Regions from separate parts of the Homo sapiens genome. Here regions 1 and 3 are each linked to region 2. The links are chromatin loops, found by intact Hi-C in ENCODE. Cell type or tissue: Caco-2. All regions are shown on one strand. Links, peaks and the distances in the headings refer to the core of each region. The heading gives the core; the rest is flanking DNA.

Region 1 (10,282 bases), core at 1,921-6,920, 140 kb before region 2:
AGCATGTGCAAGGCAGTTTACAAACAAGACTAATATTTTTACAAAATGTTATTAAAGAAGCATCAAGGTTTTAAAAACGAATGCTAATAGAACAACTGGAGAACTTCTTGGATGAAATTCATCGAAGAGCCAATCAGATCAACCATATTAATAGCAATTAAAAGAAAATAGAATGTGGCCACTTCACTATCTTCTTCAAATACAAAGTAAATACAAGACTGTTGTGATCTTGCATTCATTTTCTGACATGCATTGTCGGCTATTTGAAATACTAAAAGCAAATCTACAGATCATTTTCCGTCATTTTACAGTGACCTTTTCTTCATTTTGGTTTATTTTTGTAATGTGAAAAGTATCACTCTAAAAAACATTTTTATTTAACAAACTGAAAATATTCCTCCAAAGAAAAAAGAAAGAAAAATTCTTTTTGAAATATTATTGCTCATTGACAATGCACCTATTCACCCAAGAGCTCTGATAGACATGTACAAGGAGATTAGTGTTGTTTTCATGTCTGCTAACACAACATCCATTCTTCAGCCCACAGATCAAGGAGTAATTTCATCTTTCAAATTTCATTATTTAAGAAATACATTTGTAAGGCTATAGCTTCCATATATAGTGATTCTTCTGATAGATCTGGGCAAAGTAAATTCAAAACCTCTGGAAAGGATTCACCAGTCTAGATGCCATTAACATTTGTGATTCATGTGAAGAGGTGAAAATATCACTAACAGGAGTTTGGAAGAAGTTGATTCCAACCCTCATGGGTGACTCCGAGGAATTCAAGACTTCAGAGGAAGAAGTAACTGCAGAGGTAGGAGAAACAGCAAGAGATCTAGAATTCTAAGTGAAGCCTGAAGATGTGACAATTGCTACAAGCTCATGATCAAATTTGGAAAGATGAGAAGCTTCTTTTTATGGATAAGCCAAGAAAATGGTTTCTTGAGATGGAATCTATACCTGGTGAAGACGAGTTGAACATTGTTAAAATTACAAGAAAGGATTTAGAATGTGACATAAATTTATGTGTATATATATGTATAAATACACACATATATATGTATAATATAAACTTAATTGATCAAGCAGCAACAGGGTTAGAGAGGATTGACTCTAATTTTGGAAGAAGTTCTACTCTTGGAAAAATGCTACCAAACAGCATCGCATGCTACAGAGAAATCTTTTGTGAAAGGAAGAGTCAATCACTGTGGCAAACTTTATTGTTCTCTTATTTTAAGAAATTGCCACAGCCACCCCACCCTTTAGCAACCATCACTCTGATCAGTCAGCATCCATGAACCTCAAGGCAAGAACCTTCACCAGCAAAAAAATTACAACTCTCTCAAGGCTCAGATGATCATTAGCATTTTTTAGCAATAAAGTATTTTTTAAGGTTTCCACATTTTTTTACACATAATGCTATTGCATACTTACTAGACTACAGGATAGTGTAAACATAACTTTTATATGTACTGTGAAACCAAAACATTTGTGTGACTCACTTTATTGCAATATTCACTTTATTGTAGTGGTCTGGAACTGAACCTGAAATAACTCCTAGGTATGTATACATAAAACATAATTCTTAAAAAAGTTGTGTTTGTAAATATGTTGGAAGAAAATAATATTAAATATATTAAAAATGTAATGTATTTTTGGTGGTTAGATTATGACAAGTATTTTTTTGCAGTGTATATTCCATCTGCTACCATGAACTACATGTCTTTCGTGCCAGGGGAAAAATCATGCACTTAACACAAAAACCTTCAATTGCAAAATGTAGTCATTATTTTAACATTCCCTCTGCAGATGTTTTCTTTAAGAAAATAAGATGAACAAATCATTGCCAGCTGTTCAAATGATAAATACTCCGATCAAATAAGTATTGCTCTATTAAATTAATTAATGGGACCATTAGTCAAATTAATTTAACTATTAACTATCATAGTGTTAGACTATGCTTGTCTCTCTTCCCTTGTAAGTTTTGATTATGCAAATTTTAATAAAATTCACTGTAAAAGTATTTTGCCTTTGAAACTTTTTTAAAAAGTTACTATTGTAGCATATGCAACTGCCTTTAGCTAATATCCTCTTCCCACCTCCAAAATTTAATCATACTGTACCTCGAGCAGGAAGCCCTGAAGTCTGTAAATAAGCTTAGCAAAGGCCTGACATGTAAGCATACAAATGTTAGTTGCTTGTCATTCTGAATCTTTTGTGCCATTTGATTTTCTTTACATATGCAGCAACTTTCCCACCAAAAAGTAAACAAACAGAAACAGCTAGGCAAAAATAAATAGCTAGCTAGGTTAGCTAGCTACATTGATAGAGAGAGAGCAAACAAATTATCTAATGATTGAACAGTCTTGCTGGCTCTTTGTTTACCCCTCCAGATCAGTCACCACATCCCTCCACTCAGTTCTGTGCTATGGGAGTCTGACCTTATAGATTGCATCAGCTGCACCCAGCGCCCTCTGGCTTCCAATTTAGTTTGTTTAATGGAAGGTACAGACTGGCTAGCAGAGGAAAGTTCCCTCCCTACTGGGCCTTAGGTGGCAGTTGCTGGGTTTCTCTTCCAATGGACTTCCAGGAGGTCTTGTCTTTCAGCTATCCTAGCCTAAGGGTAGTGCTGGCTCTTTGCTCCTACTATTTACACTTTCTTTGGCTGGTCCACATCCTTGTTGGCATTGACAGTCTCTAACTTCAGCTCTTGTGATAGACGTGTATCTGTATTTCACTGTACTTTAATTTGCAATTCTCTAATCAATTGTACCTAGCCATTTGCACATCCCTTTTGTTATCCTTATTGATCATTGGAATACACTCTCTTGTGAGGAGTCTTTGCCTGTTTTCTAAAAAAATCAATTGTCAGGTGAGGCGCGGTGGCTCACACCTGTAATCCCAGCACTTTGGGAGGCCAAGGTGGGTGGATAGCGAGGTGAAGAGATGGAGACCATCCTGGCCAACATGGTGAAACCCCGTCTCTACTAAAAATACAAAAATTAGCCGGGCGTGGTGGTGCGTGCCTGTAGTCCCAGCTACTCGGGAGGCTGAAGCAGGAGAATCGCTTGAACCCGGGAGGTGGAGGTGGCAGTGAGCCGAGAGCCTCAGGTTGGCGACAGAGTGAGACTCCATCTAAACCAAAAAAACAAAAAACAAAAAATCAATTGTCAGTCTTTTTATTATTATTGTTTTGTAGGAGCTCTTTATTCTGAATACAATTTATCAAATATGAGTCTATGCTTTGCTTTTTAACACTTAATGTTAAAATGTATTTGAATAAAAATAAATTCTTAATTTTAATGCAGTTCACTTATAATCTTTTTTGTATGGTGTGAGTTTTCACACTGTTCGAGAAATCTTTGTTTAAGAAGATCTTCATGAAACACCAACTATTTAAAGGTCTTAAAGATTTTCCCCTATTTTCTTCAGGAAGAATTATTGTTTTTCTTTTTATATTTAGGTATATGATATACCCCTAATTTTTGCCTATCCCATATATCGTAGGTCAAAGTACATATTTCCCATATAGATTTCCAGTTGACCTAGATCTTTCTAACTCGCAGAACTGCGACAATGCTTTTGTCACATATCATCTCATATATCATGTATGGAACTGTCTCTGGGCTCTATATTTTAGTTCATTGGTATGATTGTGCTTGTACTAATCTTACATTGTCTTAATTGCTGTGCTTTTGTAACAGGTCTTTACATCTGGTACTGTATAGCTTTCATTTGTTCTCTTTTGAGATTACCATAAGTATACTGGATCTGCATTATAGAAAGTGCACAAATTTTCAAAAAAAGATGGAATTTTGATTGAGATTGTATTCAAGCCATAGATCAATTTTGGAAAAATTGACATAAAAAAGATTGAGTTCCAAATTTTCCTTCCATCCTGTAGGTTGCCTTCCATCCTGTAGGTTGCCTTAAACACAGCCTTAGCTGCATTCCATATGTTTTAAAATATATGTGAATAACCTTTTCTTTATTGGAAACCCCTTTCAGTGGTTCAAATATCCTGCAAGTAGATATATAGTTAATAATTGCCTACTACGAGTGAAGCACAAGGTCCAAGATTGAATAATTTTAAATGATATTTTGGAAGAATATGGAGAGGAGATATTAGAGAGGAGTATAAAAGAGCTAACTTTTCATCTTATTTACTAGGAAGACAACAGATGACATTTAAGACAAAAAATAAGGAAATATTAGGATAAACATGATATTTTCAAATACATAGGTAAATACCAGAAAATAAGAAACTTTTAAAAAGCTAAAATTGACTAGCCCAGGTAAACAGAAATAGTGAGTACCAAAAAGTGAGTCAGAGGGCTTTTTTTCCTACTGCATAACTCTAATTTTTTAGTTCCATACATGTAGTTGTTTGACAATAAACATCATTTTTATTTAATTTATTAAAAAGACTTTTAAAGAAGATAGAATTTTGTGAAAGATTTGATATTTTCCTTGAAGAACACAATGTTTTAAGCCTAAAATATAGCTAAAATACATTTATGCCACAACATTTCCTTAAGGAAATTGTGTTTCTCAGAAAACACTGAAATGTCTAATTTCTTCTCACACCTGATTTGTTAACGACTAGTTGCAATATAACATTATACTCAAATTCTAAGTTGTCCAAACAAGCACAAGTCTGAAGTCTAAAATTAGCTACTATCTATTGGATTGTGGCCCAGGTAAATTCGTTTGTTCAGTGAAGCAAAAATACTATACATGTGGAATAGTTTAAATATTATTTTTTAAATGTATTATTATTCTTGTATGTATTTGGCTTATGTTTCAAAAGGAAATAAAGCATAGAAAAATGCACAGTTCACTACTGCCCTCTGCTGCATGGAAAGGTGAAGAGAAAAGTGCTAAGAGAAGACCTGCTACCTGGCCTGCAGTGATCTGATTTGGGAATTCAAGCCATGTCATGTCTTCTAGTAAAATGACTCCACCAGCCATTCTCTCTGTAAAATATGCTGACTGAGAGTCCTTGCAAAATGGACCTTGGATTAAACTGCTAGTATTTTTAGAACACCTTCAGATTTTGAGAGAAAAGAGAGTCATTTAAGAAAATAATTCATCAGACAAGATGTTCATGAAGCAGCTACTATTTCAGAGACAGCTCGGGAAGAAAAGTATCTTATTACTACTAGGTCAGTATGGCCAGTCAATGATAAAATCCTATTGTTATAAACTGACATAAGCCAATTTGATCCTTTAGAAGCTATGAAGTCTTTTTTCAGTATGTGTTAAAAGACTCCAGCTATGGGAAGGGAAGACTACATCCCTCTCATTAACAGGCAGCCTGCTGCAATAGGAGCAAATCTTTAACCGTTTTCTGCCAAACATAATGTTTATTGGCAAACAGGAAGAAGAAGTTATCCAACCTAGTCATGCAAGCTGGGAGGTTTCTCTGTCCTCAGGCACTCCCACAAGCAAATGTCAATGCCAATCTTTCAGCAGAATTGGCCAACTCTCTTGTGAGGCCACAAAATGACTCCTCTGTGAAATAAAGTAGGATAGTGGTGGGGGGAGTGGGAGGCAGAACCAAATATAGCATCTACTCTGAAAGACAAAAATATTTTCTTACATTGACAAAGTAATATTATCTTACATAATAAAACTAAAAATTATTTCTGAGTGTTATCTCACTCCTGATTCTTTTAAAATCCTTTGCAACATTTAAACTGTGTCCCTTAATGCCTTTCTGGTGATGACGTCACTTGCTGGATGGTCTTCTACCAGCAGGGATTTCCCACATTGGTTGGGAATATATTCTTGGGTCCTTTATTTTGAGGCTGATGAAATGATCTCATTTTTTTTGTCAGGTAAGGTGACAAATTTCTCTGTGATAGGAGTGGGGATACTGGACAAAACAGAGCTTTGGTTTTGAGCACTTTTTCAGATATCTGTTGGTCATTTGCATGTGACCTTTAAAAAAAGGTTTATTCAGGCCCTTCACCCACATTTTTATTTAGGTGCTTGTGTTTGTTCGCATGTTTTTCTATTGATTTTCGTGACTTCCTTACGTATTTCGGCTATTAGTCATGTATTGTATATATGGTTTGTAAATATTTTCTTCCATCCTGTAGGTTGCCTTTTCATTTTGTTGTTTGTTTCCTGTGCTGTGCAAACACTTTGTAGTTTGATGTAGACCCACTTGTTTATATTTGTTTTTCATTACCTATGCTTTGAGGGTCATATTCATAAAATCATTGTCAAGACTAATGTCATGAAGCTTTTCTTGTGTTTTCCTCTAGGATATTTACGACTTCAGATATTATGTATGTATAAGGCTATTTTGAGTTGAACTTTGTGTATTGTGTAAGATAAGAATCCAATTTTATTCTCTTGCATATGGTTATCTGGTTTTCCAAGCACCATTTACTGAAGAGACTATGCTTTCCCCTTGTGTATCCTTAGTACTTTTGTACCCATGCATGGCTTTATTTCTGAACTCTCCATTCTATTCTGTTGGTTTATGTGTTGGTTTTTGTGACAGTAACATACAGTTTTGATTACTGTAGCTTTATAATGTATGAAAAAGTGCTGTGCTCAACATCATTAATCATCAGGAAAATGCAAATCAAAACCACAATGAGGCATCACCTCACACTTCTTAGGATGGCTATTATCAAAAAGCCAAATGACAAGTGTTGGCAAGAATGTGGAGAAAAGAAACCCTTATACTGTTGATAGGATTCTAAATTGCTATAGCTATTATAAAAAAGAGTATACAGGTTCCTCAAAAAATTAAAAATAGAGCTACAATATGATCCAGCAATCCCACCTCACTGCTGAGTATGTATCCAAAGGAATTAAAAACAGTTCTTGAAAATATATCTTCACTTCTATTTTCACTGCAGTTTATTCACAATAGCCAAAAGGGAAACAACTTGTGTCCATTGATGAATGAATGGATAAAGAAAAAATGGTGTGTGTGTATTTATATTTATGTTTATATACAATGAAATATTATTCAACCTTAAAAGAGAAGGAAATCCTGCCATGGATGAACTTAGAGGACATTATCCTAAGTGAAATAAGCCAGACACTGCAAGACAAATACCACATGATCTCACTTACATGTGGAATCTGAAGAGAAACTCATAGAAACAGAGACTGGAGATGGTTGCCAAGGGCTGGGGGATTAGGGAAAGGGGGGATTGGTCAAAGAGTACAAGCTTTCAGTATAAGATGAATAAATTCTGGAGATCAAATGTACAGCATGGTAACTATAGTTAATAATAATAATAATAATAATAATAATAATAATATTAGTCTGGTGCAGAAGTAATTGCAGTTTGCCATTACTTTCAGTGGCAACATTAGATACTTGAAATTTGGTAAAAATAGATCTTAAAGGTTCTCAGCACTACAAACAAAAAAATATAACTCTGTGGAGTGATGAATATGTTAGCTTGATTGTGGTAATCACTTTACAGTGTGTATGTATATTAAAATATCACCTTGTACACTTTAAATTTATACAATTTTTATTTCTCAATTATATTTCAATAAAGCTGAGATAAAACCACAACAAAACAAACAGAGCTCTGGGAATTACAGATTCTACTATCCTGGATTCTTACATTTTATTCCTGCAATGTGATGGTCCAAAGTGGCTGAGGACAGAGATCAGTGACTTCCTTGAGTTTACAAAAAATAAGATGTATTATGGTTTTGTGTCTCCTTTCCAATAATTATTTGATATTTGACAGATACGGGTTTCGACTTGCTTTTACTACAGCGTCCCTCTGGTAAAGTGTCTATGAAGAAGCTTCTAAAAGCTGGAGGGATTGATACCTGTTCCCTCCAAAAGAAAAACCCTGATGACTTATAATGGTTGTCCTTGCTTAAAAGGACAAATGCATTATTATTATTAATAGATGATGTGAGTGATTTCAAAAGATATTGGAGCTATTGTGAACAATAACAGCAAACTTGGAATATTCTTGTAAGATAACCAGAAGGTAAAGTACAACTACAAAGCAATACATCAAAAACAATATATCTAACTATGCTAATATTAAAAGATGAGTCAAAATCAGAGAATAATGGAATTGATCAGAGAAAATTAGCTAGAGATGAGTGTTTGGTCAGATCTTAAAGGAAGGAAGAAATATGATTGACTCGACAGAATCAGATTGCAAGAACAATCTCTAATGTGTTAGAGAGATTGAAGAAATTCTTTAGGTAGGAATACTAGGATAATACAGATAAGCCATGAAGATGAAAACTACAGAGTACATAAAGAGAATCTAATGAAATGAGGATGTCTGGTACCTAAGCCCTTGAAAGATGATTTTGATGCTAGCAATACATGTAATCTCTGAAGTAACTCCACTATACAACTTTCCAGCAAAAGGTGACAAAATCCCCTTTCAAGTTGAAAAATTTTAGAATGTTTTAGTTATATAGAATAGAATGCATTAAAATTATATTTTGGCATATACTTGTATTTGTATTTTAAATGAAAATATAAAATCTTAAGTGCTGAAAAATCAATGTAGCATGTTAATACATGGAAGAAGAACAGACACAATTGTTAGAGGAAATACAAGGACTACTACAGTGATCAATAACATGAACAATGAATTGTATATTTCCTTCCAGGCAAAGAAACAAAACCAATGAAGCAATTTACTGAGGAATTACTCTAGTGGGAAAAGATCAAGGGGTTTTAATGTGCTTCAAAGGTGGGGTTCATTATGGTGCTGCTAATTCAGGATTGAAAACCATATCCTGGATAAGACTGAATGAGTTCCTAAGTCAGTATTTAATTGGTTTTTGAAAATTCCTATTGTTTTTTGTTCAGGAAAGAGCCTTCAGTTAGGTCTGCTGAGGTTCTAGTGTACTGATAACTCTCAAAGTTCTTTGTCATTTATCACCTTCAGCTGGAGGGGCTCTCAGCTCGTAGTCATTTTCCAGGTTCAGTGAGTTGTGATGAAATACAGAATTCAGTTTTGGTATCTTTTAGTCAAGTGCTGCTTTAAGTAGAAAGATCTTTTACATAATGTTAAATTATCTGAATTGGATTTCTGTGTGGTTAAATTTCTCTCTTATGTCTTCATCTTCCCCACCTCCTATACCGCATGGTGCAAAACAAATAAGGTTGGCAGAACACAGACCATATCAGGTATAATTTCTGGTAAAGGTACCATGAATAAAACGTCCAGCTATACAGCTACAAGGTTCAATGCTTCACATTTCTATACCTTAAATCTATTATAGGATGGTGTGGAATTATAATGCTTTCCATTTGCTGGAAATGCATGCATTTGCATGCATCTGGAATAATTTGTTCCATCTGTTCTCATACAATTTATTAGATTTATCGAAACCATGAAGTTAAATTTGGATTCCTGGAAAAGGAACTATTAGGAATTAACATGAATTTATAATAATGCTCAATTCTATACCTCTTTCCTTTGACCAGAATAAATTAGCTAGTTTCACATTGCCTAATGCTAACATTTAAAATGTCAGAAAGTATGTCCCTTCCTTATTCAGATTGATGTGGAAATGTAATCTGTAATCAAAAGCACGGTGATTCAACTTCTCCTTACTGGAGAGGCACCAACGATTGATGTCTTCCATAGGGGGTTACATTCCCTTATGATGCTTGCTAACTGGCATTTTGAAATGCCACGTTTCATATATATGCCCTATTTTAATTCAGAGACTAACAAAGTTAAAAAATGCAAGGAATTATATGTCAATAGTCAATACCAAATGCAAGATTTTCCCTTAAATGCCAGCCCATCCACTAATTTTCTACAAGAGACTTAATAAACAAAGTTAATCTGCCTGTGTTACCCACGGACTCTAGCTGTGTAGGCTCAGACAGGCTACTTGGCTTTTACGTGCCTTCGTTTCCTTGTTTGTGAAATAGAGATAATAATAGTATCTGCTCACAGAGTTTTTGTGAGGCATTTGTAATATAATACATACAAAGTTCTAATAATAGAGCCTGACACATACTAAGTACAAAATGTGTTAGCTACCAATATCATTGATATTTAATTTTGTACATTTCGGTGACATCCTACTGCTTATATTACTGCACCATATGACTGTGCAAACAACCCCTCCAGATCAAAAAATAGAAAGAATAATTCTCACAGGCATTGCCTTTTGAGAGATTATGAATAGTCAAGTTAATTTCTTTAACGAAGTATCTGACATAGGAATTTGGGGTATTAATTACTTCCTTAGATGGACCAAGAACAAAGGTAGAAGTAAAAGAATCCCCTTGTTTGACACA
Region 2 (10,282 bases), core at 2,059-7,058:
CCCCAGAGACAGGTATCAAACTCCAGCAGAGCCACCCCCATAGATCTCATGTGTGGCAGCAACTGCCAGGATGAGAAAGTTCAACCGTGCTCTGGCCTTACAGGATCCATTTAGCCTTTGGTTCCCCTCAAGGCTTCCTGGCAAGCAGAATACAACCTGAAACTGCAAGAAAGCCATTCCCTTAGCCAGTGAACTTGGAGTCATGCACGACCTGAGATGAGGAAAAATCCAGCAGATAAGTGGTTTCACCATTTTTCTTCCTCTATAGACAATTCTGATGCACAGGAGTTCTGTACAACTTTCCTAAAGATGTTCTGCAAGATAAGCAACCAGCCATGTATATTGGAAAGCTATGGCCAGTTCTGTAATGTATCTGCTGTCTTTGACTCTAGGTTTCCTGAGACTGCACCCCCATCCTCATGAAAGCACTAGCTTGTAAGTTCTTGTCATGCTTCATTTCCTGAGGAATCCATGTTGATACAAAGTATACATATGTAACAAACCTGCACATTGTGCACATGTACCCTAGAACTTAAAGTATAATAAAAAAAGTAACAATTAAAAAAAAAGAAATAATAATCATATTTGCTCCCAGTAATCGTTTATGAGGTGGCGGAGGGGCAGGGCTTTAATGGTAGGCATTCCTGAAGTCTAAACAGCGTGGGAATGAGTCTGGCAGAACCCATGGATTCTAAGGAGGTCTAAGTCTGAGCCAGTGTGAAGTAAATAGGCTAACCCCCATCCTACGAAAATGTAGGTGGAAATGAGAATCACATTTTGCCATGCCCTATTAAGACAGACCAGAGAGAGAACGGGCAGGTGTTCTCCTGAGAGGTTGTGGTACGTTTAAGCGCTCAAGTAACTCTGAACAGGTGCATTTTATTAGAAATAAGAACAGACCACGCTTTCAGAAAGAATCGGGGAAGCAAGGAAGAAGAAGAACAAATGTGAAGAAGAACTTCCTTACAAATCTTGAGGTCTGGGCGCTCTGAGTTCTGACAGGTGTTAGGAGCAGTTCAGGCTTCAATAGACATAAATATTTTGGAGAATCTGCCTGAGGAACAAAGGAAATTTCCACAAAATTGCAGCATCCCTCGTTTCAGCCACCCTTTCCTAGTCCTGACTTGTACAAATTAAAAGTGCATTAAAAAGCTTATGGCAGTGGTCATCAAAATTATGATTTCAGTGTTAAGTCTGCTACCTAAGAGTTGTGTCACGTCAGTCATATCATTCAGACATTTTGAGTCTCAATGTCTTCTGTGGACTAAAATAAAAAATTGTTAGCAGAATCCAAGGAGATAATGTGAGAAACCTTTTTAAATTGCTGCCTCAGTTAGAATGTTTCCGGCTACAAGGTACAAAGAATCCAAAATTATGAAGGCATTTATTATCTCTCGTCACCAGAGGTCCAGAAGTAATTTCCAGCATTGGTGAATTCTGTAGCTAAACAGTATCATCAGTTTGTGTTAGCTTTCCACAGTTATTTTGGATTCCCCTTGAGTTTGCCACAGCTATAAACACGATGTCCTCACACAATTGTATTAAAAAGTAGTTTGGGGAAGGGACTTCTTCTATGTTTTCCTCTTTACAGCAGAGGAAGAAAAATATCCCAAAGGCCCAACAAACCTCCCCTCAGATCTCATTGGCCAGAACTGGCTTACAATACATGTCCCACTCCAAACCAACCATAGGTGAGGGGATAGGATTGCCCAAACTGGTTTAAAGCACTTATCCCTTGGTCTAAGGGAGGACTCCTCTCTCTCCCTATAGTCCCTTGTCACCAAACACAATCAGGGTTCTGTTGGGACTGAAGTGGAGAATGGCTGTTGGCTAGGAAACCAAAGTGACTGCTAAAATTAAAAAGTGTTAAACAGATAGTATTTTTTTAACACACCGTATAAAAAGATTTAGAGGGTTTAAAAGAAATGAATACTTTGGGAGGCTGAGGTGGGCAGATCACAAGGTCAGGATTTTGAGACCAGCCTGGCCAATATGGTGAAACCCCGTCTCTACTAAAAATACAAAAATTAGCCAGCCATGGTGGTGGGCGCCTGTACTCCCAGCTACTCGGGAGGCCAAGGCAGGAGAATGGTGTGAACCCGGGAGGCGGAGCTTGCAGTGAGCTGAGATTGTGCCACTGCACTCCAGCCTGGGCGACAGAGCACGACTCTGTCTCGAAAAAGAAAAAAAAAAGAATAAGAACAACTTTTTGTCCTTGAGGATCTTAAAATCCAACCCAAGGAAACCACAAAGCAAACAAGCTTCATTGAAAGAAGGTTTATTCTGAGAATATGTTCCCTGTGAGTTTGACTTCCTATGATTTCCAAAGCAATGATCAGGATAATAGATGTATAATGTGATTACCATCCAATCAATCAGTTCTGTAAAAATATAAAAAGGAGCAAACAAGTGGCATGTCCTGCCTAATAGCAATAAGTTCCAGTTTATAAAATTATATTCCTGATTGTTAAAGATTTAAGAAAAAGTTGATTCCTGCTCTTCCTCTGTAATTGGGTTTTGATTTGCATGAAAATTTGTATTGTGCAGCTCTCAGAATTTACAGCCCTTCTAACATGTCAGTGGGGATACATGAAGGTAGGGGTTAATTTCATCTTTCACTTGATGAAACTATTGACAGATATGGCACAGGATTTCAAAGAATTAAAGACAGAGATAGATGTTTAGGCATATATAAACAAGCTGTTTAATTGTGCAATAAAGAATAGATACAATTTCCTTGGGGATTCCCCTTGCCTTCTTCCTGTTTTTTCTCCACTTTCCTCTGTGTTTGAAGACTTTGTCTTGCCATGAGTTTTTAATGAAACCCATATGTTTATCACATTTCATGACAGACTCGGTTGTTTGCTTCTCAAAGTCATGTAATTTTTTCCCTAGACAGATTCAATTGGCAGCCTTTGCAGATTCCTTTGCACACAAATGACACCACAACACCAAAGCTCTAGGAGCAAGCAGCAAATTCTATACCTTGGTAATTCTGCCAACAAGATACAGCATTGCAAGCTAATTTTTCTTTTCCTTAAGGAAAAAAAGCAGAAAGGATAGAATGAAAAGCTCTCTATAAGCCTTGACAAGAAAACATACTCACATATCATAAGAGAGCAATAGGCTTTAGAGCTTTCTATGATTTTTAATGCTTGGTTGACTCTACAACAGCCCCCTCAGACTTATCACTTGCCACAATATCAGAAGATCTTGGATGCTGAGAACAGATGTAATTAGCATGACTAACTCTTATAGTCCCAAAGCTTCAGACATCAGCAGCAGAGAGGAGCCAAGCAGACACAGGATGAATAATGAATAATGAGAAAGGTTGCAAAATATGCTTTAAAATTATATGTCTAATTTTTCTTAAATCCACAAAACTTCTGTTAAATGAAGCTATGCCATTTCATTAAATTATCTACATGTTATTTAAGAAAAAAAAAAGAAAACAACTTTAGTATAATTTCAAATGTCTCCTTCACACAGACACAATCATGCTCATGGCCCTCTGTTGTATAAAGATTTCCCCGTTCCAGGCCGGGTGCGGTGGCTCACGCCTGTAATCCCAGTGCTTTGGGAGGCCGAGGCAGGCGGATCACAAGGTCAAGTAATCAAGACCTTCCTGGCCAACATAGTGAAACCCTGTCTCTGCTAAAAATACAAAAATTAGCTGGGCATGGTGGGGCGCACCTGTAGTCCCAGCTACTGGGGAGGCTGAGGCAGGAGTTATTGCTTTAACCTGGGAGGCAGAGGTTGCAATGAGCCGAGATCATGCCACTGCACTCCAGCCTGGTGACAGAGCAAGACTCCGTTTCAAAAAAAAAAAAGATTTCCCCTTTCCTGCTGTCTAGTCAAACTACTGGAAGGGAATGATTTCTTCCTTTCTCTTCCCTTGACTATCAAACTTTTAAAAAGAGATTTCAGACTTTCTTACAATCTCTCCACTCCTTTCTCATGGTAATCTGCTTTCTACCCCATTAATTTTCTTAAAGTCCAATGGCCTCTGTTCCAATCATCTTCTCAAACTTATTGAAATATTCCTTACTCTTGTTCCACGTATCCTTCTCTGCAGCCTCCTAAGACACTACAGCCACCTGAGAATTCTGTTAAACTTAACCATATCATTGGTTTCTCCTAAATGCAAGCGTTATCTAGACGTTTCTTAGGACTTTGGCCTTTATCTCTCTGTGACTTTCTTATCTACTCCTAAGGCCACAAATATCCACTCTGTGTTTATGTCTCTCTTAAATTTTACTTCTTAATCTAAACAGGAGACCCAATTGTCAACTGCTAAGTTAAATCTGTGTAGATGCACAAGGGCACCTGAAAATACTCCCTTTGGTCCAAGCTCAGTCTTTCTCCTGTTATACTCTGGTTAGCTTTCCCCTAAACCAGATTAAAATACTGGAGTTATCTTTGGCTATTTGTTCTTTTGAATGTCTGACATCCAATTAGTTGCTCAGTTCTTTCCCTTCTGTGTCTACAGTTATTTTCCTCATCTAAGCCATAGTTTTCCCATTACCACTCTTCGGGATCTTCCCCTTGCCTTCTTCCTGTTTTCTAACAAACACTCCTCTCTTTTACATCCTTCCACTTGTCCTTTCCCTGTCAGAGTTATTTTTCTAACGAACAATTTTGACCAAGTCATCCCTTACTCAAAGCCATCTATCTCTACAGAATAAAGATATGTCTACGACATTATCCCTCTAGTTAACAATACTGTGTAGTACACTGTAAAATTTGTTAAAAGGGTAAAACTCATGTTAAGTGTTCTTAACACTTAAAAATACTAAAAAAACAGATTAGTATCTCTATCTTGGCATTTAAGGGAGGTCATAATTAGGTCCTTAGCAGGCTATGTAGCTTTAAAAACATTAGGTATAGAATTGTTTTAGCAACCAAAAAGGGCTGACCACAGAGGAGAAAAATCAAAAGAAATAAAATAAAATAAAACAAAATAAAAAAGGATATAGGTTGTTTTCATTTGCCCTTTTTTTCCACTTTGATGGCAAAACTTAACTTTTTAACAATGATTGTATTGCCATCTGCTGGAATTATTGAGAACTGCATTTTAAGTCTTTTTTTTTTTTTAAGTGTGAAGTGTTTTCTTTCAATTTTTCAAAAACTCTTTCTAAATATGGCTTTTAATGTTGAATCTAATAAGAGATTTTAGAGCTTCATGTAAGAATGATCTTTGATTTTAAAGCACACAAAATTACAATTAACAAATTGATACAGCCTTTGCTTATAAGAGACTATGGTGCTTCATCCCTTATTACTAACATCATTTATATCATTGAGCCCAAGAATAAAACAATTGGTGTGATGGGGAGTAAAGTGTGTTATCTAATGTCAGGTGACTTTCAGTGACATCACATTTTTAACACTAATTAACAATTCAAATTCTTACCATCTCGTGAGACTCAGAACTAGAATTACTTTTTCCAATAAGGTCTTCCCAAGCCAAGCCTCCCCCTCCCTGAATTTGTGAACTTATTTGCATATACCCTTCACCTAAGATTAGTCATAGTGCATTATATTGACAGGTAACATTTTCTATGTTTACCTCTCAATATATAATAGTGGTTAAGAATCTGGTCTCTAATGCCTCTTTCAAAATATACATTTTCCACTTACTAGCTGTTAATTAAAATTTTTGTAATCATTTTCCTTATCTGTCAAAGAGAGATAACACTATTTCCTTCATAGGGTTGTTGGTAAGATTAAATTAGCAAAAACTGTAAAATCACTCAAAGCAGTACCTGCTATGTAGTAAGCACATAACAATTACTAGCTAATAGCAGTGACCTGAGCAGATTGTTAAAATTGTGTAACTCATACAACAGGTAGCAGTGAGTCCCACATAGGCTTACAACAGTATTATTAAAGACTTTTTATTAGCTATTTTTAAATTAATTAGATTTTTATGTATAATTTACATGCAGTAAAATTTATCATTTTTAAAGGTACAATTTTATAAGTTTGACAACTGTATACAGTTGGTTAACCATAGTCACAATCAGAATATTTCTATCACCCTAACGTGTTATGTGCCCATTTTCATACGTCTCTTGTCCCCACTCCCAAACCCTAGTAACCTCTAACTCCTAAAGACCACTGATCAACTTTTAGCCACTATAGGTTTTCATTTTAGAATTTTATGTAAAGGAAACCATACCATGATGTAGTCTTCTGTGTCTGGATTCTGTTACTTAGCATAATAATTTTGAGATCCATCCATGTTATTCTGTATAGCAGCAGTTCATTCGTTTTTATTGTGGATTAGTATTTCATGGATACTTGACTTGCTTCTAGGTTTTGGCTACTGGGAATAAAGCTGCTGTAAGTATGCATACAAGGCTTTGTGCAGACACGTGTTTTCATTTCCCTGGGATAAATACCTAGAAAAAGGGTTGCTAGGATAAACAGCCAGAGAGTTGCTAGGTTGGATGGTAAAGTCAATGTTTATCATTACAAACTCCCAAACTGATTGTATTATTTTGTATTCCCACCAACAAAGATGAGCTCCAATGGCCCCATCTTCTTGCAAATACTTGATCTATTCAACTCTGGTGATTTTAATCACTCTAATGACTAATAATGTTGAATATTTTTTCACTTGCGTATTTGCTGTTCTTACATCTTCCCTGACATTGATACAGCTTTTGCCTATTTTGCAATTATCTTCTTACTATTGAGTTTTTGAGTACAAATCCTTTATCAGACATGCGTTTTGCAAAAGTTTTCTTCCAGTCAATGGCTTTCCCTTCTATTTTCTTAATTGTTTCTTTAAGAGCAAATTTTTAATTTTGATGAAGTCAAATTTATTATTTTTTCCTTTGTGTCCTATCTCAGAAATATTTTTGTAATCCAAGATCACAAATATTTGTGTGTCTATCTTTTCTGATATGATATTTTTAGCTTCGGATTTTCTGTTTAGGACTACGATTTATCTTGAGTTAATTTAGATGTATAGTGTGAGATAAGGCTTGAGATTCAAAAATTTCACACAAAAATATACAACTGATGCAGCAATTTTTGTTGAAAAAAACTCTCCTTTCCCCATGGTATTATTTTTACATTTATGTCAAAAGTCATTGAACACATATGTGAAGTTTGAATTCTGAACTCTATTTTTGTCCCTTTGATCTATAAGTCTTTTCTTAAACAGTCTAGATTACTATAGTTTTATAGTCCTAGGATTAGGCACTGTATGTCCTACAACTGTGTTTTGGGTTTTTTCAAGATTTTACGTTCATGTAAATTTGAGAGTTATCATATCAATTTCTATAAAAAATGCTGCTGGAATTTTGATTGAGGTTGCATTAAATCTATGTACCAATTTTAGGAAAATTTAAAGCTCAACAGTATTCCATGTTCTTATTCATTACATGATATTTCTATACATTTGTTCAGGCTTTCTTTAGTTTCTCTTAGCAATATTTTGTAGTTTTTGTTATCCATGTGTGATTTTTTTTCCTTTTTTTTTTTTTTTTCGAGACAGAGTCTCTTTCTGTCACCAGGCTGGAGTGCAGTGGCGCGATCTCGGCTCACTGCAAGCTCCGCCTCCCGGGTTCACGTCATTCTCCTGCCTCAGCCTCCCGAGTAGCTGGGACTACAGGCGCCTGCCACCACGCCCGGCTAATTTTTTTGTATATTTAGTAGACACGGGGTTTCGCCGTGTTAGCCAGGATGGTCTCGATCTCCTGACGTCGTGATCCACCCGCCTCGGCCTCCCAAAGTGCTGGGATTACAGGCGTGAGCCATCACGCCCAGCCCATGTCTGATATGTTTTTTATTAAATTTATTCCGTAGTATCTCTTGTTCTTTGATGCTATAATGAATGGTATTTCTACTTCTATTTTCAATTGTTTATTGCAAATATGTAAAACTACAACTAATTTTTATATATTGACTTTGTAACTTGCAACATTGCTGAATGTGCCTATTAGTTGTATATTAGTTTTTGTAGATTCCTTAGAGTTTTCTATGTACCCGATCTTGTTGTCTGCAAACAGTTTTCTTTCCTTCCAATATCTATGTCTTTCATTTCTTTTTCTTGCTTTATTTAGTATTAGCTACCCTAATATGACATTCAATGGATATAGTGAAAAGGCCATTCTTACCTTTTTCCCAATGTTAGGTAGAAAATATTAAGTCATTCAATACTATATGATTTTAATACATAGCCTTTTAATAATTTGATGACATTTCATTTTATTCCTAGTTTGTTGAGAGTTTTTATCATAAGGTAAGCTGAATTTCGCCAAGTGCTTCTTCTATATCAATCATATTGTTTGGTATTTTGTGTAAGTCAATCTAGGGAGTTACATTGATTCATTTTCAAATGTTAAGCCAACATTGTATTATTGTCATGAGCCTCACTTGGTAATGAAGCATTATTACTTTTTATTATTCACTGGATTCAATTTGCCAAAATTTTCTTAAGCAATTTTGACTGTTTATGAGGGATATTATTCTGGAGTTTTCTTTCTAGAAATGTGTTGCTTGATAAAATGAGTTGTGAAATATTTCCTCTTCTGAATTTTCTAAGAGTTAATGTAGGCCGGGCGCGGTGGCTCACGCCTGTAATCCCAGCACTTTGGGAGGCCGAGGCAGGTGGATCACGAAGTCAGGAGATCGAGACCATCCTGGCTAACACGGCGAAACCCCGTCTCTACTAAAAATACAAAAAAATTAGTCGGGCGTGGTGGCAGGCGCCTGTAGTCCTAGCTACTCGGGAGGCTGAGGCAGGAGAATGACGTGAACCCGGGAGGCAGAGCTTGCAGTGAGCCGAGATCGCACCACTGCACTCCAGCCTGGGTGACAGAGTGAGACTCTGTCTCAAAAGAAAAAGAAAAAGAAAAAAAAAAACAGTTAATGTAGAATTTTATAATTTTCTTCCATAAATATTTGGTAGAATTCATGAGTGAAGCTATCTGGAAGTTTCCTATGTAAGAAAGATAGATTATAAATTCAATTTCTCTAAATAAGTTATCTGTTTCTTCTTCAGTGTGCTTTGGTAGTTGCTGTTCTTTAAAAAAAATGATTCATTTTATCGAAGTTGTTGAATTAATTGGCATAAAGTCTTTTAAGACATTTTTCTTATCCTTTTAATGTCAGTAGAACATGTGGTAATGTTTATTTTTTCATTACTAATATTGATTATTCCTCTCCTCTTTTAATTGACCAATTTAGCTGGAAGTTTCTACATTTTATTGACTTTTCAAAGAATCATTCTTAGTTTATTACCTTTCTCTATTATTTGCTTATTTTCTGTTTCACTGGCTTTCCCTTTGTTACTGAAGGATATTTTCACTGAACATAAAATTCTGGTGTGACAGGTATTTTCTTTTAGCACCTTTAAAATGTGCTAATTACTTCTGGCTTCTATAGGTTCTGATGAAAAATCCACAATTATTTGAATCATTGTTTCTCTATGGGTAATGTGCCATGTTTTTTCCTGGTTGCTTTTGTGTGTGCGTGTGTGTGTGTGTGTGTTTGTGTCTGGCTCTGTTGCCCAGACTCAGTGCAAGCTCCACCTTCTGGGTTCACGCCATTCTTCTGCCTCAGCCTCCCGAGTAGCTGGGACTACAGGTGCCCGCCACCAAGCCCAGCTAGTTTTTTTGTATTTTTAGTAGAAACGGGGTTTCACCATGTTAGCCAGGGTGGTCTCGATCTCCTGACCTCGTGATCCGCCCGCGTCAGCCTCCCAAAGTGCTGGGATTATAAGCGTGAGCCACCGCGCCCGGCCTCCTGGTTGCTTTCAAGAGTTTATCTGTCTTTAATTTTCAGCAGTTTTGTTATTATGACTCTGGGGCTAGAGTTCTTCAGACTTATTTTGTTTGCAGTTCACTTAGCTTCTTAAATTTTTAGGTTTATGTCTTTCATTGTATTTGAGAAGTTTTCAGCCATTATTTTTTCAAATTTTTTTTTCAGCACTATGTTTATTCCCCTCCTCTTCTATAACTCCAATTACATGTATATTATAGCTTTTGTGTACTATCATAGGTCCCTAAGACTTTGTTCTTTCTTTCCTCAAACATTTTTCTTTCTGCTGTTCAGACCGGATAATTTATATTGTTCTATATTCAAGTTTGCTCTTTCTTCTATAATCTCTATTCTACTTTTGAGTCTATTCAGTGAGCTGTTGGGTTTTCTCTTAAATTTTAGATACTATATTTTACAGTTCTAAAATTTTCATTTGGTTCTTCTTTATGTTATTTCTTGCCTGATACTTTCTATTTTAATATTTGTTTCAAGAGTGCCCACAATTACT
Region 3 (10,282 bases), core at 2,557-7,556, 110 kb before region 2:
ACACAGTCAATTCCAAGTAAGGGTAGCTGTCATGAGATAAATGTTTGGATTCCAGGTTTAGTCTAGTCTTGCCACATGGTATTTGCTAAAAAGCCTGTCTGTAAACTATGCCATTTAACCAAGGGGTTAGACTCTAAACTTGGAAGTTCAATGGTCAAAATGCTTTTACTTATGAAGAAAGATAGTATTTTATTTTCTAAGCATTAAAAATACTCCAAGACTTTTGATTTAATTATCCTTTCTTTTTTTTATCCTCATATATATGGATATACATGTATAAAATGCATTATTTTAAATATGAACATAAGATATTTAATTATCATGTCATTAATGACATAGAGTGCATGTATTTTTCACCAGGTTTTGATAATAATCAAGTTTATCATTCATTGCATACTGACATTTTAGTCAAGCTCGATCACATAGCTGAGATAACTGATCTAAGCGTGAAATAAAACAGACAAAAAGCAAGTATAAAGTGCAGCACAGTAGACTATCCAATAACCATAGGTTTGAATTCACTTAAAAATATAATTAATTAAAAACAATATTAAAAACAATAACTTAAAAATAGGCAGACATAGGCGTTACATACACATATAACCATTATACTACATAGCTCCTTTCACCTTCCCAGAAATTTAGGAAGGAGATGGAGGATATAGGCAAAAAGAGAAGATAGCGGAGGGAATGAAGGGGGTGGAAGGTGAGTAGGCAGCAGAGGCCAGGGGAGGAAAAAGGAGAAGGAACAAAGAAAGAGAAATACAGAAAATGGGGCGGAATAGCGAGGCAGCAGAATGAGAATAATTCAATGTCTTGCTGATTTTTCCTTCCATGCCTTTGTGCTTGATACTTTGTGTCTAATAAAAAAAAATGTTTGGTGTGTTGTAAATATTTTTTCTCAAGGGAGCAAAGTTTCTTCTTCCATTTAACTCTTGGTCAAGTAAGTGGTGGCGGGATGATTTTTCATACTGACGCCTTCTCCCAAAATGTAATAGATTTTTACAGAGAAGACAGCACATCAGCTTCCAGGATGTTACAATTACACACGGATGATCTTTTCTATGTGTTCTGTGTTTTTGGCATTAATCGGACCTCTAGCCCAATGGTGACATGAGCTTGATGATCTTCGTATTAGACAGATACCATGACATATGCACTCTTTTTATATTATTAATGAACATAGGCAAAGAAATGTGCAGCACAGGCCTAATAAGATAGAGAGAATTTCCATTTCTATTGTTATCTTTTACATTTATTTGGCTTGGCTTTTATTTTAAGGGATAGAATTGCTTTATAGGAAAAAAAAAAGCAGTAGGCAAACTATAAGGATCATTAAGTCTCAGGGTTAGCTCAACCCTTAACTAACTTAAAGAATTTGAGTATTCCTCAGTGAACAATTTGTTTTTAATATATAAAATCCTTATTTTTTCTGCTCAATAAACTATAAAACAACAACAGAAATGCTGTTCATTATTACTATTTTTGCATTAATGTTGCCAACGCTGTATCATAATTTATTACCATTTTTAAGTTTCACAGTACCAATTAATTCCCTTTCTTCTGTCCTCATATATCCCATTTAAGGGATTTTCTTTTTTGCAATGCATTTCTTCCCTGAGATCTCGTTCCAAGCCTGTAGCTGTGCTTGCGTGGGCAATGAGCTGAACTTCACATCTTGGTGAGCCAGTAGAGTTAAACTAACCTATTTACAATAACAACCATGTGTTGCTATGAGATGTGCCTTGAGAAGACTGAAAATCATTATCTTTGTCATGTGAGCAGAAGGTATAAATAAGGTGACCAGAAAGGTTTTATTTGTGTTAGCAACAGACGCAGAAGAGCAAAACAGCTATTCTAATAATATTGCCCATATGCTGGTGCAAACAAAAGAAAAATCTAGCAGTCCCAGGCTAAGTGAATTAGTGCTCCTCAGTGATGCCATTGCCCAAGGCAGGGTTTTGTTCTTCCTCTCTGATGTCTTTTCAGTGCCAAATGGCTTGTCAGTTCCCACTAATGAAGAGCCAGTCTGCCTAGACTCCGAGTTGGACAGTTATAGGGGATATCACATTATTCACAAGTTCTTAATGTGATATCCCCTACAACCCTGGATGCTCTGTTGGGTCCTAACAATGCCAATAGGAGGTTCTGTGTTGCTTTCCACTTTAGTTTTCAGAATCGCTGCTCTTGTCTGCTATCATTTCTAGCTAGAATTTTGTCATCCTCCTTTATCATTTGCTCCCTTGTCTCCAAATACAAAATGGAGAAGATTGACCACACATGAGATATACAAGTAGTTATACGTAGGTGACGACTGAGGGAAAAAGGTCTGCACTTTAATTTACAATCCCATGAGATATGTACATTTTTTCTAGTACAATTCATGGGTCTGGTGAACAAGTTTCTCTTTTCCTTACCTGGCCACCAACTTATTCACATAAACATTAAAAAGAGTCTTTAAAGAAAGTAGAAATTCTCTTCTGGGGAATGTGAAGGCATAAGGGGAGGAAATACTAATGCTTGCCTTGATATTAGTAATATAACATGGCTTGCTTGCCCATGTATCTAAACATCAGGATTTTTGAAAAAGCTTTTTTACTCTGACTTGTTTCTCCTTGGCTCCAGTAACCTCAGCAGATTTGTAGCACTGTGGATAAGATTCTGATAGTCCACATTTACCCACACATAAATCAAATACTTTTTTGAGACTCATTTTACATACAGTATGTTATAGTAAATCCTGTGAAGAGTACAAAGATGTGTTAGTGCATTTACCAGATAGATCAGAGTCTAAGAAAAGAGCTTAACACCTATAAGTAAACAACTTTTATACACGTTTTATTCTCTTTCATGGAGCGCAACATTAGAATCTATTGAAGTCAAGCTAGAAATCTCAGCATCATTCACAACTTTTCTCCCTTGTGCATCACACATTAGTTATAAGAGCTTGCATAGTTTATTTCTCAATTTTTCTTAATGTTTCCCTTCTTTTCACTGCCAATGCTCATAAATGTAATATTTATGTACCAATGTTCATAAACTTAAACTTTCTTGGTTGATCTAGTGCAACTAATTCTTTGTTTAATATTCTGAAAGTCTATGGAGCTATTGAAAGATTTAGAGCCAAGGGAATATGTATGACTGGTCTTAAAAAAAAAACAGTGTTATTAACTTAGGATCTGGATCATGAATGCACAGATTTGCTAGAAGGGTAAAGATAATTTTAATCGCATGGATAAAGAGAAAAAAGAGAGAAGAGGTTAAATCAGAAATTATTCACAAAGAGGAATCCTTAGAAACTTAGTTTATTACCTTTATTAGGGCCATAGGACATGTGCGTCAAAATATAAATCCTCTACAAATTAGCATAATATTCACTGAATTCAGATAATTTCACTAGGTGTTTGTGATGGACACAGAGGCGTGTCACCCAGATTCTCATTTGACACCTGAATGATAATTGACATAGACATACTACGGAGTTGAAAGAGCCCTTGTTTTGGAATCAGAACCTGTGGCATGAGAGATGTCACAGTGAGGAATGTCAAGTGGAAGCCTATAAAATTCTCCTTTCTACACCTGGTCAGGTACCAAACCAAAAACACCATATCCAAGGAGAGGACTCATGGGCAATAGCAGATGATTTAGCTAGCTGGTCAAGGGCTGGGAACAGAGAAAGATTGGGAAACCCAGGAAAAAATAACTGAAGTAGAAGTATATTGCTAGACCTACTGGAGGAGGGGCTAAAGATGAATATTTTTTGTGTCATATGCTAGCTCCTACAAGAGATTTACCATCACAATAAAGGCACTAAATCACAAGCACACAAAATGATTTGGCTAGTTGATGTCAGCCAGCATCTCTCATTGGCCACCCCAGTGCTGGCACGATAAGCACATCAAAAGATGGCCACAGTGGTAAAGATGAACCAAGGTTGATAGAGCTACTGCCACCACTGAACACCTAACCTACCAACAACAAACAGTGCTGAACCCTCAACAATATGCCACCATTCCTTGAGGAAACCAACTTGCATCATTATTCACTAGTGCACAGGCCGGCTATTTGTTTTGATAGAAATATTTTTGTTTGATAGAAATATTTGTTTGATAGAAATAGATAAATATTTGGGGTATGAGTTTTTCTTTCCTGCTAATAGGATCCAAACTACCACCACTACCCAAGGGCTTGTAACATGTTTGATCTACTAGTATGCCTTCCCACATAACATCACAAATCTAGAAGCCCACTTTATAGCAAAGACTATGTGGGTGGGGGTCCGTGGCCATGAGATTCATGGATCATATCACATATCAGACTATCCAGAACCTACTGGTCTCACCACATTCTGGAACAGCCTCCTGAAGGCATAGGTGAAACATCAGCTCAGATATAATTCTTTTTGGGGATGATGTCTACATACTCTAAGATGCAGTATACATTTGAGTCACAGAACTTTGCATGGTGCTTTGCATCCAGAATACAGGGGTCCAGTAACAGAGAGGTAGAAACAGGAGTGGTCACACTTATTCTCACTTACAATTACCCACTTGGGGAATTTGTGCTTCTCATCCCAAATATAGCCTCTCCAGAGTAAAGAGTTCATGGTCCTTACTAAGAGGGGACATTTCATCCAGAAGACACAGAAACAGCCCTATGCATCTGTAAGTTATGGCTGTTCTCCAGGTATTTTAGGCAGGTAGCAGCAGGTGAAAAGCGCTAGAATGTTGGACAGTAATTAAGATTGACCACTGGAGGGAGATAGGGATGCTATTACATGCTGGAGGCAAGGAGGACTATGTTTGGTCTCACACTGGGCATCTCTTGTTACTAACTTGCCCTTTTGTGATATTAAATGGACAAATGCAGCAATCACAGTCTGAGAAGCCATGGTGACCATGGGCTCAGACCCTCTTAAGGATATTGTGTAAAGACATGACAACGGGTAAGCCACTGAGACCAGCAACGGTGTTCCCTGAAATAAGGGAAATCTAGAATGGATGGTGAAGGAGGTAGCCTGTGACAACTGGTTGTGGCCCCAAAGTTAGCTCCAGTAGACCGGGCTGTAGCATCAGAAGCCTAGTGGAGTTCTCCCCATATATGTAACTAGATCCAAGCAGTGCACGTGTAGACTCTGATAAACATGAAGATGTACCACTTTGATCCCTTTTGAGAAAGGTCGTGCTGCCAGCTGCAGGGAATGTGGCCAGCAGACAGCCTGCCGCTGTCAGCCACTTCAAGGACTGCCTCATCTGAAGCATCAGCTTACCCAAGGACAGGTCTTTCCTAAGAAGGCCCACATTCAATGACTGATTGAGGTAGTTGTGATCCAATCTTTCCCAACACTCTAGGGGCCGCGCTAACTCCAGAGCTCCAGAGAGGAGGCTGGTATTAGGCCTGTGCTGCTACTTGACTTGTCTTCATGCCCCTGCATGCCATTTCAGGGTATGGCTCCAAGAAAACTCAAAACTTGAAAGTGGTGATAAACATTTTTTAAAAAATTCTTTCAAATGATTTGGTAACTATACTGAAAAAAGGTAAACAAGTTACAAATTCCTTCAGCGGTGAGAGCCTGTTCTATTCACCTCTAAATCTTCAGTGCCTGCTGTGGTAGCTGATAAATAGCATTAAATTGCAATGAACTGAATCATACTGAATTAGAATGCTGAAATGTTATAAAATATTTAATGTTTTACAAAAGTTACTTTTAAAAGTAGCTAATAAATAGCATTAAATTGCAATGAACTGAATCATACTGAATTAGAATGCTGAAGTGATATAAAATATGTAGTGTTTTACAAAGTTACTTTTATATTAGAAATCCTTGGCCAGGCACGGTGGCTCACGCCTGTAATCCCAGCACTTTGGGAGGCCGAGGCGGGAGGATCACGAAGTCAGGAGATCGAGACCATCCTGACTAACATGGTGAAACCCCGTCTTTACTATAAATACAAAAAATTAGCCGGGCATGGTGGTGGGCGCCTGTAGTCCCAGCTACTAGGGAGGCTGAGGCAGGAGAATGGCGTGAACCCAGGAGGCAGAGCTTGCAGTGAGCCAAGATTGCTCCACTGCACTCCAGCCTGAGTGACAGAGTGAGATTCCGTCTCAAAAAAAAAAAAAAAGAAATCCTTACCTGTTCCTGTTTACTTATTTGTTTATAGAGTGTAACATGTATGATAACTAACACTATCATCTCACTAAGTTTTTACACTCTTGCTGTTGAGGGAATCCTGGTCCCACTTCTCATCTGCCATGAGGGAATATTCATGAAAGTTAAATTTATGACCACCCTTTTTACCTTCTCACCCAACTTGGGAGGTTGGAAGAAGTAACTGCCTGTGAGTTTGGCACCTTCTTTATTTTGGAGCAAACTACCAACAGCAGGCACACATTTTTGCCTGTCTTATAACACATCTGTTTCTGTGGGCTGTTGAATTGAGGGCAACGTGGGCAATTATTCCAATCTGAGAAAAGATGAGAAAGTTTTAGGAAGTCAATTTTGCTTTTAACCCAAGCAAAAAAGAGCTCTATCAATGATTGTTGAAAACCAGCTCTGTCAATCACAAAATATTTTAATGCCTATCAAATGAAATTTTATGTACAAACATCTCAGGTAGGGAGAGGGGTATGATTCAGCTCCAAATTCTGTCTTACCCTCCAATGATTATTTCTTTCCCTATTTGTAAGAATCTGCTTCCCACTGGCACCCATCTCATCTCCCAACACTCTTTATCAACTCATCCTCATAATCCCTTGTGGCAGAATCTGTTGGAGTATTGACTCATGATCAGTGTGTAAAACTTTAGGGCTGGAGACTGTAAACAGAAGCAGGAAACATTATCCTCTCTTACCCCTTGTGATTGTTCTCACCTATAACCTTCAGGCTAGGCAACTACTGCTCTGTTAGGGTGAGGAAGGTCCCTGTGATGACAGTAAGTCCTCTCAAGTACTGATATTTCATTCTAAGACTTACACTGAAAAATGTTTATTTAGCATAAAGAAGATGATAAGCCACTTAAAATAATGAAGATTTTATTTTCTTATTATTTTACTTCACTTTTCTTGGGGAAGAGTAAAACTTCTGCCTCATAATTCTCTGTCTTGTCTAGCAAAATTAGTATCTTTAAAAAAATATTTCACTAGCATATTAAATTAATTTCCCATAGACCAAGTTTCTTTGCAGCTCCCCCAGATTGCAAGTATCATGTAGAAAAAATAAGTGATTTGCATAAATTACTGATTAAATCCAAGCTCTGTGGATAACTCTGTGGTAACTTCAAGTTTTAAAATATATTTTTGAGTCTGTAGTGATATGGTCCTGAAATGCAGTCTTCATAAGTTCTTTTTAAACATAAATGATTTTTTCCTATATCACTGAAGCTTTCCTTCACATTTGTTTTTTTTTTAAGGACAAATCTAAAATGTCTGAGCTTAGAAAAAATCTTTTAAAAGTCTGAGCTTAGAGGTTTACCATAATTAGAGAGAATGGTGCGATTCAATTTTATATTTGTTGTATTTATTATCATTTGTTTTAATGATAAAATAGAAATATGTATGTATATTTCACTGCTGTTTAGCATAACAGAACATGTATTTTTCCATTTTTAAAAGGCCATTTTTTCTTCTCTCTCTCCCGAACATTCATCTGTATCCAAATAAACAGGCCAATCGCCTGGTGTGTATTTTTTCATTTTCATATAATCACAATAAAAAATACAGAGTGCTTTCGTATTGTTTTTACAAGTCAACTTATATATGTTGATCTTTGACCAGCTTTCTCACTTAACAACGCATTAAAAATCTTCAAGTCAGAACATAGGCATCAACCATCCTTATATTATTGCTTTGTGATTTTTAAATGAATATAGTTTATTTCTGAGAGCAATTTCAGAATTACAGAAAAATTGAGCTGAAACTACAGGAACTTCCTACAAATCTCCTGACAAACACAGCCATACAACCCTATTATTTACATATTGCATTAGTTTAGTGGTACTAAACTAAACTATAGACTTCAGCTAATAATAATATACCAACATTGGCTCATTAATTATAAAAAATGTGCCATACAAATGCATCAAAACAACCACATGAGATTATATTATATGGACATATTTCTGCATTTCTTAACTTATGAGGATGCTAGTTGATGATAACTTTTTACCACTATAAATAGTGCTGCAATAAATGTCCTTGAACATTAACTCTTATGTACTAGAATTTTATTTCTATGAGATAAATTTACACCTCCCTTCTCAGTTCATTTAATTGGAAAAATAAGCAAGATATCTGTCTCTCTTCAACTTAGCAGAATTATTAAAAGTATGGTACATCTAGGAGGCGGTTCCAAGATGGCCAAATAGGAACAGCTCCAGTCTACAGCTCCCAGTGTGAGTGATGCAGAAGATGGATGATTTCTGCATTTCCAACTGAGGTACTGGGTTCATCTCACTGGGGTTTGTCAGACAGTGGGTGCAGGAGAGTGGGTGCAGCGCACCCGGGAAGTGCAAGAGGTCAGGGAATTCCCTTTCCTAGCCAAGGAAAGGGGTGACAGACGGCACCTGGAAAATTGGGTCACTCCCACCCTAATACTGTGCTTTTCCGATGGTCTTAGCAAATGGCACACCAGGAGATTATATCCCGTGCCTGACTCAGAAGGTCCTACACCCACGGAGCCTCGCTCATTGCTAGCACAGCAGTCTGAGATCAAACTGAAAGGCAGCAGTGAGGCTGGGGGAGGGGCACCCGCCATTGCTGAGACTTGAGTAGGTAAACAAAGTGGCCAGGAAGCTCGAACTGGGTGGAGCTGACCGCAGCTCAAGGAGGCCTGCCTGCCTCTGTAGACTACACCTCTGCGGGCAGGGCATTGCCAAACAAAAGGCAGCAGAAACCTCTGACACCTTGGAAGACAGTAGTGGTTCTCCCAGCACAGAGCTTGAGATCTGAGTACGGACAGACTGCCTCCTCAAGTGGGTCCCTGACCCCTGAGTAGCCTACCTGGGAGGCACCCCCCAGTAGGGACAGACTGACACCTCACACAGCCAGGTACCCCTCTGAGACAAAATTCCAGAGGAACAGTTGGGCATCAACATTTGCTGTTCACCAATATTCGCTGTTCTGCAGCCTCTGCTGCTGATACCCAGGCAAACAGGGTCTGGAGTGGACCTTCATCAAATTCCAACAGACCTGCAGCTGAGGGTCCTGACTGTTAGAAGGAAAACTAACAAACAGAAAGGACATCCACAACAAAACCCCATCTGTACGTCACCATCATCAAAGACCAAAGGTAGATAAAACCACAAAGATGGGGAAAAAACAGAGCAGAAAAACTGAAAATTCTAAAAATCAGAGCCCCTCTCCTCCTCCAAAGGAAAGCAGCTCCTCACCAACAACGGAACAAAGCTAGATGGAGAATGACTTTGACGAGTTGAGAGAAGAAGGCTTCAGATGATCAAACTACTCTGAGCTAAAGGAGGAAGTTCGAACCCACGGCAAAGAAGTTAAAAACCTTGAAAAAAGGTTAGACGAATGGCTAACTAGAATAACCAATGCAGAGAAGTCCTTAAAGGACCTGATGGAGCTGAAAACCATGGCACAAGAACTATGTAACGAATGCATAATCTTCAGTAGCTGATTCGATCAACTGGAAGAAAGGGTATCAGTGATGGAAGACCAAATGAATGAAATGACAAGAGAAGAGAAGTTTAGAGAAAAAAGAATAAAAAGAAATGAATAAAGCCTCCAAGAAATATGGGACTATGTGGAAAGACCAAATCTACGTCTGATTGGTGTACCTGAAAGTGACAGGGAGAATGGAACCAAGTTGGAAAACACTCTGCAGGGTATTATCCAGGAGAAATTCCCCAACCTAGCAAGGCAGGCCAACATTCAACTTCAGGAAATACAAAGAATGCCACAAAGATACTCCTCGAGAAGAGCAACTCCAAGACACATAATTGTCAGATTCACCAAAGTTGAAATGAAGGAAAAAATGTTAAGGGCAGCCACAGAGAAAGCTCGGGTTATCCAGAAAGGGAAGCTCATCAGACTAACAGCTGATCTCTCGGCAGAAACTCTACAAGCCAGAAGGCGGGGAGGCGGGGGCAATATTCAACGTTCTTAAATAAAAGAATTTTCACCCCAGAATTTCATATCCAGCCAAACTAAGCTTCATAAGTGAAGGAGAAATAAAATACTTTACCTAAAAGCAAATGCAGAGAGATTTTGACACCACCAGGCCTCCCCTACAAGAGCTCCTGAAGGAAGCACTAAACATGGAAAG

The links. Hi-C counts contacts between places; a loop is a spot of excess contacts. Peaks named below come from ENCODE experiments on the same cell type or tissue, not always from the same donor. Only the 100,000 strongest peaks of a DNase experiment are listed, where the experiment ranks them.
Region 1: a loop joins it to region 2, with 5 times the contacts of the local background. A loop is called at or near these places in 10 of 110 quality-filtered maps.
Region 3: a loop joins it to region 2, with 12 times the contacts of the local background. A loop is called at or near these places in 7 of 110 quality-filtered maps.

What each region holds. Positions count from the first base shown.
Region 1 is chr5:39,708,860-39,719,141 of GRCh38, reverse strand. It overlaps the pseudogene INTS6P1. Among named protein-coding and RNA genes, the nearest start is that of LINC02104, 190 kb to the right of the region's middle. In Caco-2, for the core only: CTCF peaks have their summits at 2,531, 4,631 and 4,863 (motif pointing left); DNase peaks (open chromatin) are centred at 2,481 and 4,881.
Region 2 is chr5:39,573,844-39,584,125 of GRCh38, reverse strand. No RefSeq gene overlaps it. Among named protein-coding and RNA genes, the nearest start is that of LINC02104, 59 kb to the right of the region's middle. In Caco-2, for the core only: a CTCF peak has its summit at 5,012 (motif pointing left); no DNase peak of the experiment used is centred there.
Region 3 is chr5:39,686,667-39,696,948 of GRCh38, reverse strand. No RefSeq gene overlaps it. Among named protein-coding and RNA genes, the nearest start is that of LINC02104, 170 kb to the right of the region's middle. In Caco-2, for the core only: a CTCF peak has its summit at 4,789 (motif pointing right); no DNase peak of the experiment used is centred there.